Linked DNA regions of Homo sapiens: region 2 is linked to region 1. Evidence: read pairs that join two places in POLR2A ChIA-PET (ENCODE). Cell type or tissue: MCF 10A. All regions are shown on one strand. Each heading gives the region's core, and the rest is flanking DNA. Links, peaks and the distances in the headings are about the cores only.

The links. ChIA-PET counts read pairs that join two places held together with the same protein. Peaks named below come from ENCODE experiments on the same cell type or tissue, not always from the same donor. Only the 100,000 strongest peaks of a DNase experiment are listed, where the experiment ranks them.
Region 2: POLR2A ChIA-PET joins it to region 1 with 11 read pairs; 5 of 35 experiments call an interaction of 5 or more read pairs at or near these places.

Annotation. Positions count from the first base shown.
Region 1 is chr1:58,930,966-58,936,345 of GRCh38, reverse strand. No RefSeq gene overlaps it. Among named protein-coding and RNA genes, the nearest start is that of LINC02777, 30 kb to the right of the region's middle. In MCF 10A, for the core only: no CTCF peak of the experiment used is centred there; DNase peaks (open chromatin) are centred at 3,325 and 4,395.
Region 2 is chr1:59,055,192-59,060,571 of GRCh38, reverse strand. All of the region lies in intron 2 of LINC01358 (long intergenic non-protein coding RNA 1358), which reads right to left. Among named protein-coding and RNA genes, the nearest start is that of LINC01358, 37 kb to the right of the region's middle. RefSeq lists an enhancer at 2,152-3,919. In MCF 10A, for the core only: no CTCF peak of the experiment used is centred there; a DNase peak (open chromatin) is centred at 3,171.

The sequences.
Region 1 (5,380 bases), core at 305-5,304:
AAATTAAAACTAATCTTGTATTGTTAGCCACCTTAAATACTTTTGAGAACAAGTTAACTTTATAAACAGATACTAATACAAAACACAGTATTCATTTAATCCTCACAACAAATCTGTGGAGTTAGTTTTAGAAATTCTGTTTCATACCTGAGATCAGCGGGGCTCAGGGAGAAAGAGAAGTTGCCCAACATCACTCCAGGAAGTTCGCAAGCACAATCCTAGCTCTCTGCTAGTGGGGCTTGCCATGCCTGGCACCACTCTCACTAGCAGGTTTACGTTTACTAATTTATTTAATCCCCATAAAACCCAGTGAGATGGATACCGCTGCTGTCGCCACTTTACAGATGAGAACACAGAGGATTGCACAGGTGAAGTAGCTTGTCCAGGGCCACGTGACCAACAAATACTGGGCCAGCCCTTGAACCAAATCATCCTGATCCATGCCCAAGCCTGTGTTTGTACCAATGTGGAGCCCATCTCGCCAGTCTGACTTGCCCTGCTTCTGTGACATGGGTGACAGCAGAGAGCTCTGCTGGGGACCTGAGAACCTCATCTTGTATTAATGCCTTCTTGCCTCAGAAGCCTCCTGCCTCGGAAGCCCTTAACTTCCCTCCTCCCTTTAAGGGCCTTCTCCTTCCCTCCTGAGCGGGGCTGGAGGAAATGCAGAAAGGCTGGGGCCATCAGAGTAGAGTCAAGGCAAGTACCATGATCATTAAGCAAACCAGACCATCTGGGGGCAAATCTGAGTCTCCCTGCAGCCTGGCTATTGACCTCTCCCAGGTTAGTTAATGTAAGTCTCCATTTTCTCAGCTACAAAATGGGGATTATAATAGTAACAATCCCAGAGGTATTGTAGTAGGGCATGAAAAGTGCTTAGAACAGTATCAGTCGGCCTCTTGGATCCGTGGGTCTTGCATTTATGAATTGCACCAACTGCAGATTGAAAATATTCAGGAAAAAAATAATTGCAAAGTTTCAAAAAGCAAAACTTGAATTTGCCATGTACCAAGTACTATGTTAAATCCACACAAGTGAAGTGATGTCTAGACATTGTGTTAGGTGTTGTAAGTAATCTAGAGATGATTTAAAGTGTACAGGAGGATGTGTGTAGGTTATATGCAAACACTACCCCATTTTATCTCAGGAGCTTGAGCATCCTTGGATTTGGGTATCCACAAGAGTCCTGGAACCAATTTCCCTGCGGCAATGACTGTATACAATAATTGTTGGCTACAGTTATGTGTATGTAAAAAGCCTAGCGATTAATAGCTGCTGTCTATGTTACTACAGTCGAGTCTTTGTCTTGGGGGATTCCATATATACATGGAACTTTTGACCAGGGGGAAGCTAGAATTAGCCAAAAAACTGAGTCAGGATGGGAATCCTGATCTTGTTCCTTCTTATTCAGGTTCTTTTCCTGTGGGCAGCCTTCCAACAAAAGCCTATTCAAACTGACAAATGCTCTCAAGTAAACCTTTACTGTCTGCCAGACCCCGCTTGAGCCTCTAGGTCCAGAAAAACCAAAGAGGCACAGGGTCTCCCTTCCATTTTTTGTTAATTGTGGGAAAATACTCATAACATAGTATTTATCATTTTAACCTTCATAATTGTCCAATGCAGGGACATTAAACACATTCACAATGTAGTGTGAATCACCTCTATCTACATCCAAAATTTTTCGTCATCCCCAGCAAAAAAACTCTTTACCCATTAAACAAAAAAACCCACCTTCCTTCCATTCCCCCCAGCCCCAGGTGACCTCTATTCTACTTTCTGTCTCTAACCACATTTAAAAAGAATGTTTTTGGCCAGGTATAGTGGCTCACGCTTGTAATCCCAGCACTTTGGGAGGCCAAGGCAGGTGGATCACGAGGTCAGGAGATTGGGACATCCTGGCTAACACAGTGAAACCCCGTCTCTACTAAAAAACAAAACAAAACAAAACAAAACAAAACAAAACAAAAAAAAACCACAAAAAATTAGCCAGCTGTGGTGGCAGGTGCCTGTAGTCCCAGCTAATCAGGAGGCTGAGGCAGGGGAATCGCTTGAACCTGGGAGGCAGATGTTGCATGAGCCGAGATTGTGCCACTGCACTCCAGCCTGGGTGACAGAGCAAGACTCCATCTCAAAAAAAAAAAAAAAAAAAAGAATATTTTTATTGTGGTAAAATATACATGACCTTAAATGTATCATTTTGACCATTTTTAAAATTACAGTTTAGTGTCATTGAGTACATTTGCACTGTGCAGCCATCACCACCATCCATCTCCAAAACTTTCATTTTCCCAAAGTAAAATTTTGGACCCCTTTCCCCCAGCCCCTGGCATCCACCATTCTACTTTCTGTCTCTGAACTTGACTACTCTAGCCTCCTCATATAAGTAGAATCATACATTATTTGCCTTTTTGTGTCTGGCTTATTTCATTTAGCATAATATCTTCAAGGTTCATCCATGTGTAGCGTGTTCCCTCCTTTTTAAGGCTGAGTAATATTCTATCATATGTATATACCACAGTTTGTATATCCATTCATCCATCAACGGACACTTACTTGTCTTGCTTCCACCTTTTGGCTGTTGTGAATAATGCAGCTTTAACATGAGTGTGCATTTCTCCCTATCTTTGAGCCTCTTGTGGTCTAATGTGGGGGAGGGACATGTAGATCCACCTTCAAGTTGCCTTCAATGAGCTTCTGTTTCCTCATCTGTAAAATGAGGGTCATGTGGGAATTAAATGAAACAATGCATGACTTAGTGCAGTGCTTGTCACACTGTAAACATTCTATAGATATTAGCTCTTGCTGCAGCTACAGCTGCTATCAGGCAGAGATTTTTCAAAAGAAGAGAGGACTGGAAATAGGATGTTTATCTTGAGATCTCTGATAAACATCACATCAACCTACTCTCACAAACATCCTGGCAAGTAGGCCTGAAGATCTCGATTTTCCAGACAAAGATACAGACTCAGAGAGGCCCTCAACTATGAGACAGAAGAGGTGAGCCTGCAACATGGCTTGCTAGGGCTTCTTACTTTGTCAAACTGTGTGAGCCAAGACAGAAAGGCCCAGGGGAAAGCAGCAAATAAAATCTCCCTTGAATGCAGGGCTGTCCTGGGGTAAAGCAAACACACTTGTCCCAGGCAGCTGGAGGAAGGAGCTGGGAGGGCAGATTGAGGAAAGGCATTACACAGAGGCAGGAGCACAGCCTAGGCAAAAGCCTAGAGGTAAGAGGTATAGCATCTGCAGGAGAAATGGCAGGATGCCAGTCAATGAGGTGCAAAGGGCGTGTGCATGGAGGGTGGGGCCAGGCCACAGAGGGCATTGCAAGGCGGACCAGCCCAGTCCAGTTCCTGGGCCTGAGAGGGCTCTGAAGAAATGCCCAAGGTGGCATTTCAGGGAGATTAGTCAGACTGATTGGACAGACGTGCTTGCCTTGCAACACTTTCCTGCCTTCAAACCACAAGCAGTATTTTAAAAATTAATCTTGTGTCTTACCAATATTATGTACATAGTTCAAAAAGTCAGATAGTTCTACAAAGCCCATTCCCCAGCCCCATTTCCCTCCACGCCCAAATCTTACCACCCAGAGACAGCCACTGTTCAATATTTCTTCCAGTATTTAAGTCCGTGCTTCTAAATATTATGTCTACATGTCTCTTTCTTAATTTTTTCATTAGTTATATGGCCTACTGACTTTCCATTACAAAAGAGAACGACTTAGCTCTCTTCTGTCATGGAAACACTTTACCTTTCCCAACTTTCCAATCTAGATATAACATTCCTTTTGTTAGATTAGTTTTTATAGCATTGTGACCACATAAATCACAGCTAAGCCATATTGTATCATGATTAAATTTTTGCTTTTATATGACTTATTCTTTTCACTGAAACTGCTGCCTCATTTAAAAAAAAAAATCTATTAGCTTTATTTCCTAGGTACACACATCCCTCTCCCCTCAGTGAGAAATTTAAGTCTGCTCTCAGAATCTTCAAGCACATCAGGTAATCAAGCCATCCATCTTGCTTCCTTCTGGAGCTCTCAGTGGTCCTGTTCTCACCTGGATGTTTGTTCTCTGTCTGCTGCCAAGATGTAGCTGTCCCCCGGATGTGGCAAGGGCATCCCTGACGCCAGACAGGTGAACATCATTCATCTATAGATTTTACTCAGAAAACACCTACTGTGTGCTTCCAGTTGCCAAAGAGGTCCCATGCTGGAGGCTGGAGATGCAGAGGTGACTTGGATACAGTTTTTACCTTCGAAGGGCTCTCAGCCCAATTGGGATAAATACAGTTAAGTGATGGGCCAGAAGTAAGCCTGGACGTTATGGGAACTCAGCCTTTGGAAGAGCCAGGAGTTATGAAAGGCTTCCTGTAAGAGGTGATGCTAAATGAGCCTCGGCTCGTTAGGAGGAGTTTTCCAAGTGTTATGGGATCAGATTCCTGGTAAGAGAACATTATGTGCACAGTCACGGGAGCATGACAAGACATGACTCCTTCTGGAAATTGTAAGTAATTAATTAGTGATGATCATGTGGGAGGGTTCCAGTCGAGGGGTGGGCAGGGTCCTGTGTGCCAGGTTAAGGGACCTGAGGGCAGTGGGGAGCTACTGAAGGATTTTAAGAAGGGGTGACATGGTCAGGCCTGCATTTAGAAGGGCTAGTGAAGGGGACATTGAGGTCTAGCAGAGGATAAAAAGGCCTGAGCTAACACTGGCACTGGGAGTGAGGCATGGGGCTCAAGATACCTTTTAAAGAAACCAAATGGACTGGACTTGGGGACACAGGGGATGTGGGGATGACCGATAATTCCCAAAGGAAAAAGTGTTTCGATTCCACATATGTCTCCTGGGAAACCTGAAGGTACTCTAGGCTGGGAAAGCTACTGGCCTCTTGGGGTATTTGGGGACCAGACATGCTAAGGGGGTGGATACCCAGAGACTAAAGGAACAGGACCCGGGCCTAGGGTCTCTATAAATTGGAGAGCAGAAGCAAGACTGAAAGACCATGTGGTGGAAAGGGTTGGTGCAGCCTGATAGGTAAGACCATGAGCTCTAAGCTCAGGCAGCCCTCAGTTTAAATGCCAACTCTGTCAACTGCTTGTTGAGCCTCAGTTTACCCATCAGAGAAATGGGGATCATAATACTACCTACCTCATGGAGTGGTTGTGAGGAATAAATGAGACCTTATCTGTAAAGCACCTGGCATGATGCCTGGAACAGAAGAAGTGCTTCGTTTTGTGTCTTCCTATTGTTGGTCTTGGAGAGTAAAAACTGCTTCAAAGATCAGGTGACATTTGAGGTGATCTCAGAAAAGGAGTAGGCAGAGATGGCTTCATGGGCAGGCCCACAGGGCCATGAGCACAGAAGAGCCCCATACATGATTGA
Region 2 (5,380 bases), core at 269-5,268, 120 kb before region 1:
AACAAAATAAAACAAAACAATCTCCTAACCCACGTATCTTTAAAGTCATTAACTTCATTAACAAAGCCCTATTTATAATTTCTATTATGATAACTAATAAAACTTCTGGTGTTGAACAGAGATGAAAGTAACTGAAATGGCTCTGGAGTGGCCTTTTGAGTAAATGCTGGCTTAATACTCCAGCAGTGTGTTTTCCTGCTTAGGGTCACTAGACATCCATGATGTAGAATAAAATAAACTGATATGGTTTGGGTCTGTGTCCCTGCCCAAATCTCATGTTGAATTGTAATCCCCAGTTTTGGAGGAGGGGTTTGGGAGATGATTGGATCATGGGGTTGAATTTCTGCCTTGCTGTTCTTGTGATAGTGAGTAAGTCTAATGAGATCTGGTTGCTTAAAAGTGTATCACACCTCCCCCTTCACCCTCTTTTCCTTCTCTGGCCATGTAGGACGTGCCTGCTTCTCTTTTGCCTTCCACCATGATTGTAAGTTTTCTGAGGCCTTCCCAGCCATGCTTCCTGTACAGCATGCAGAACCATGAGCCAATTAAACCTCTTTTTAAAAAAATTAATTGCCCAGTCTCAGGTATGTCTTTATGGCAATGTAAGAATGGACTAATACACTGACACAGACTTGCAGAGCTCACTGAATCTACACTGAATGACGTTAAAGCGCATTGGCGGCAATATAACATGATGATACCCATATATGGCAAAAATAACAAAGGTGGATCAAAAATGACTAATATCTTGGAATCACCGAGATAATCCAAATACAACACTTTATTATTATGTCTTACCATATCACGATTTAGTAGAATTTTGTAATATTATGGACAGAAGCCTTTGATGCTATGGGATGACCAGAATTTTCTCATTTCCCTTTGCCAGGATATGAACAGAAGCAGGCAGAGGATGAAGCTGATGGTGTGCATGGTAAGAAAGGAGGGCTAGCCCTGTATGTGCTTAACATCTGCAGGATATGTATAGAGAGGTAGCTGGATTAGATGTATGCTGGAAGGAAGGGCTGCACCCCTGACTCTGTGCACAGGTGTGTCACAGGTGGGGAGACAGGAAAACACCAATCCATTCAGGTGCAACTTTTGATTGATCAGAATCTGTGTCAATATCACAATGAATATTTATACACAGCTTTGCTATTTTCAAAGCCTTTTCCTATACTACATTGTCTCACTTAATCCTCATAATCCTGAAAAGCAAGTAGAATTTTTGTCCCCACTTTAAAAAGTTCGTAAGGCACACCTAGTCATTGTAAAGCCTGAATCGAAACTGAGTTCCCAGACTCATGGTCCATCTGTCACCTGTCACCACTAGTTCATGCTGAGGTTACAAAAGCAACTGGGATGTATTCTGTGCTTGCAAAGAGCTCTTCTCTGCAAGAATTCCTTGAGAACATTTGACACTACCGAAAATTCTGAGAAGCTGGAGAAAAAGTGCTTTTTCAATTCAGGTTCTGGGAGAGTAGGGGGAGTAGAGTCACAATGAAGGGAGGGTATTTGTGTGTGTATATGTGTGTGTGTGTGCATGTGTGTGTGTGTATGAGAGAGAGAGATTGAGAGAGAGACAGCGCTTGAGAGAGACAGACAGAGGGGGGCAGACAGCAAGGCATGGCTAGCTACTGTCATAATGAGTTCTTTCCAGGCCAGTGCTTGCTTACCCCCCAGCTCTGATGGAGACACACACTTACTCCTTGGGAGAGGAGCTGAGGTGGCTTCCACGGCTCCAGCAAGTTAGTCTTGGGAGGCAGAAACCTGGAGACACTAGCTTGGTGGTTACCACATAGGTCCAGGCTTGGATCTCAGCTCTGCCTGTGACCTTGGGCCAGTTTATGGACTTCTACACTTTTACTTTGCTAAAATCCTAGCCTCCTAACCCCTCCCTCTTGTCCCCTCTCTCATTCCCTTTCAGAATTGCCATGTCGTACCCAGGAGTAATCTTTTAAAAATGTTAATATACTGGGTGTGGTGCCGCATGCCTGTAGTCCCAGCTACTCGGGAGGCTGAAGCAGGAGAATTGCTTGAGCCCAGGAGTTCGAGTCTGCAGTGAACTATGATCAGACCACTCCAGACTTGCAACAGAGACCCTGTCTCACAATTTTTTTTTTAATTTTAAAAAGTGAATCTGATCAACTCAGGACTCCTGAAGCTTCCTCAGTATTGTCATCAGTAAATAAACCCCAAAGATTTCTCATTGTACTTAGGACAAAATCTCATATCCTTTTCTCATGGAAAGGATTACTTGATCTGGCCCCTGCCTCCCTCTCTACTTCACCACCCCCTTCACTGACAGTTCTCCAGCACCACTCTCTTTTTTGTAATTTACCCCAAGCAGCCACCTCTTCCCCACCTCAAGGCCTTTTTGCCTGCCTGCTTCTGGGGACTCCCTTTCTCTTCTTTTTACCTGGCTAATCCCTGCTCATTCTTTAAGTTTCAACTTGCCTTCCTAAAAGAGGCCTGCCCAGAATACTTTGTTTGAATCCAACTCCTCAACCCCTTTCTTTTCCTTTAAAGCATTCAGCATGATTTACAATCATGCATTTGATTGTGCAATTCCTTATTAATTTCTGTCTCCTCCCATAGGTTGTAGATCCCTAGAGAGCAAAGAGTGTTTCTATTTTCTTCCTTTACGTCTCCTCCTGGAGTCAGTCACAGTGCCTGGTACATAGACGGTACTCAAGAAATACATGGTATATGAAGGAATGAATGACGGAGAGTCACATGTAAAGCACCTTGTCAAAGAACTTTAGCAGATTTTTGTAGTCCTGTCCCCTCCTAGTGGATACAGCCAAGCACCATTCTCAGGAGTGGGTGCAGACAGCCCTCACCCCAACCATCCACCACTGGGGGGAAGGCCCTGACCATGACCCTGTGGGTTAGCCAGGTGCAAAGCCCCCGAGGCTGTGGAACCAGGCTGAGCAGGTCCAGTGGCAGCCCTGCCACCCCGCAGCATAGGAGTGGCCTGGAGGGAGTGGGAACAGGTTGCTGGAGAGCAGGTCCCCTGGGTCCTCATCAGACTCAAACCCTCCCTGTCTCTTTTTCCCTACTGCAGAAAGCTATTCTGCCCTGTCCAATGCGAATGGATTGGCTGCTTGTTTTGTTGTATGTGCTGCTAGGCAACTGGCCTGTTTTTGCTTATTTACCTCCCCTGGGCCATTTCACAACACTTTGTAATAGGCTGTGCTCTCTCTGCTGCACATCTGGTTTGGATTGAGCCTGTCAGAGCTCCCTCTGCGAGGAGAGCTAGTACTTTCCCCAGCAGTCACCAAGACGGCCCCCCGGGGCTCTGGCTGCTCTTTGGTGCTGGACCCCTCTAGGCCTGCCCAGCCCCCATTCCCTCTTCACTCTGCACCTCCCAGTCTTTTTCAACAGTTCACACATTTCAAAGCCTGAAGAGGGGAACTTTTGAGATGGAAAAAACTGACAAGTGTTCAAGGAATATTAGAGGAGAAAGGAAACTTAACAAGAATAAAGTTTGAGTCCCAAACCCTCTCCTTCTCAACCAGAGAGGAGAACTGACTTACCCAATGGGACAGAGAGAGAAAGTGACAGACTCAAGACACTGCTTTCCTTGATATCACACTCCCCAAACTGCAGCTGTCTCATCAGCAAAACCACCCTGCCGATAGAGAGGGTTCAGTTAGATATTACTAGGTTTGAAGGAAACAATAGGTTTGCCCTTCTCCCCATCCTACCTGAAAATTTCAAGTGGGGTTTCTGTAAAGAACCAAAAGAGAATCAGAGGTTTGATAGATGTCATCTTAGAGACACAGGGAGAGAAATGAAATTTCCAACTTTTTTACCTACCTGCATAGAACATGTTGGCCGAAGCAGGGCAGGAGCAGGTGCAGGTGAGTGAAGGAAGACTGGGAACAAACACAGGACACCTCTCTCTGCAACTCCCGCATTGTTCTGGCAAACACATTCCGTACACAGTAAAATCCAAAATCCTGACAATGGCTTGCCTGGCCCTGTTACCTCTCTGACCTCATCCTCCCCTTCACCCACCCTGGTACATTCAGCTCCAGCAATTTGTGCCAAGAGAGCAGAAAAAAAGGTTTTCCTCGTGTGAAAGCAACCAGCCGCTGGGCAGAGCTCAGTGAACAGAGCAAGGACTGGATCACACACCCCTTTGTTCTGTTCATTGTTAGTTCTTGTACCTAGAACAGTTGTGCACAAAGATTGGGCTCCATAAGAATTTGTTGAATGAATGTATGAATGAATGAACAAATGAATGAGTCTGTTTTTCCTCCCAGCTTTTTCACATGATGATATTTCCCTGTACTTGCCTCTCACTTACAACATAAAATGCTGATCTATCATCCTACAGTGTAAATCTCTCATGAGCGTCCCTTTATCTCTCTGTTCCAGGTCACTGTGCTCCTGCCCATTTTTGAGCTTCTGGAATACAAGCTGTGCCTTTGCCTGGAATGTCCCTCCCAGTCTGACTAGGCATCTTCTGATGGGGTTTGACCTGGTTGCTTCTAACACTAGGATGGACCTCTTGGCAATCTCTGGATATCTTTCTGTGGTTTGTTATAATGGTAATTATTACTTATCTGGCTGCTTCACATTGATTAATTAGTGGCGGATAAGAAAACCAGATGGCTAGCTGTGTTGTAACGGAGCTACATGATCTCTATCCTCTAAGGTTTTCTAGTGATTCTTTTTCAGGTTTTTTTATGTTTTGTTTTTGACCTTAAATATAGACCACAAGGGTGTAGAGTGATACGCAAAGCAGAACTCTTGATTTATATTTTCTCCTCAAACTTTCATCTTCCCCAATTACCCACAGTGCATGGTAATACCATCCATTTAATTTCTTAAGACAAAAAAGCCTGGGACTTAGCAATTGATCATGAGTCTGTCTTTCCCTAGACCCAAGCCATCAGCAAGTCCTATCCATTCTACCTGCATGGCACCCCTCAAATTCATCTTCTTCTCTCTACCTCCATGGTCCAGGTTCCCAGCATTCTTGTCTGCACCGCTAACTCTTTATTTTTATTCTCCGTTGTCCAGCAAGTGATTGGAATCATGTTTTAAGACAAATTTGATCATGTTGCTCCTTTGCTCAAAGATGCCCAAATGGCTCCCTGCTGCACGTGGGATAAAAAGTCAGGCCTTTACCTTGGCCCTGGAAGCAACACTCTGGCCCCTGCTAACTTCTCCAACTTCAGTTGGTACCATTCCATTCTCCACTTCTCACTGTGCTTCAGCCACACTAGCGCTCTTTTTGTTCCTTGAACTGGGCAAATCATTCCATTGCCAGAGCTTTTTCATCACCTGTTTCCTCCCTTTGGAATATGCTTCCCTCCAGTCTTCACATGGCTGACTCACCTGTACTTTCAGATCTTGAATTAAATGA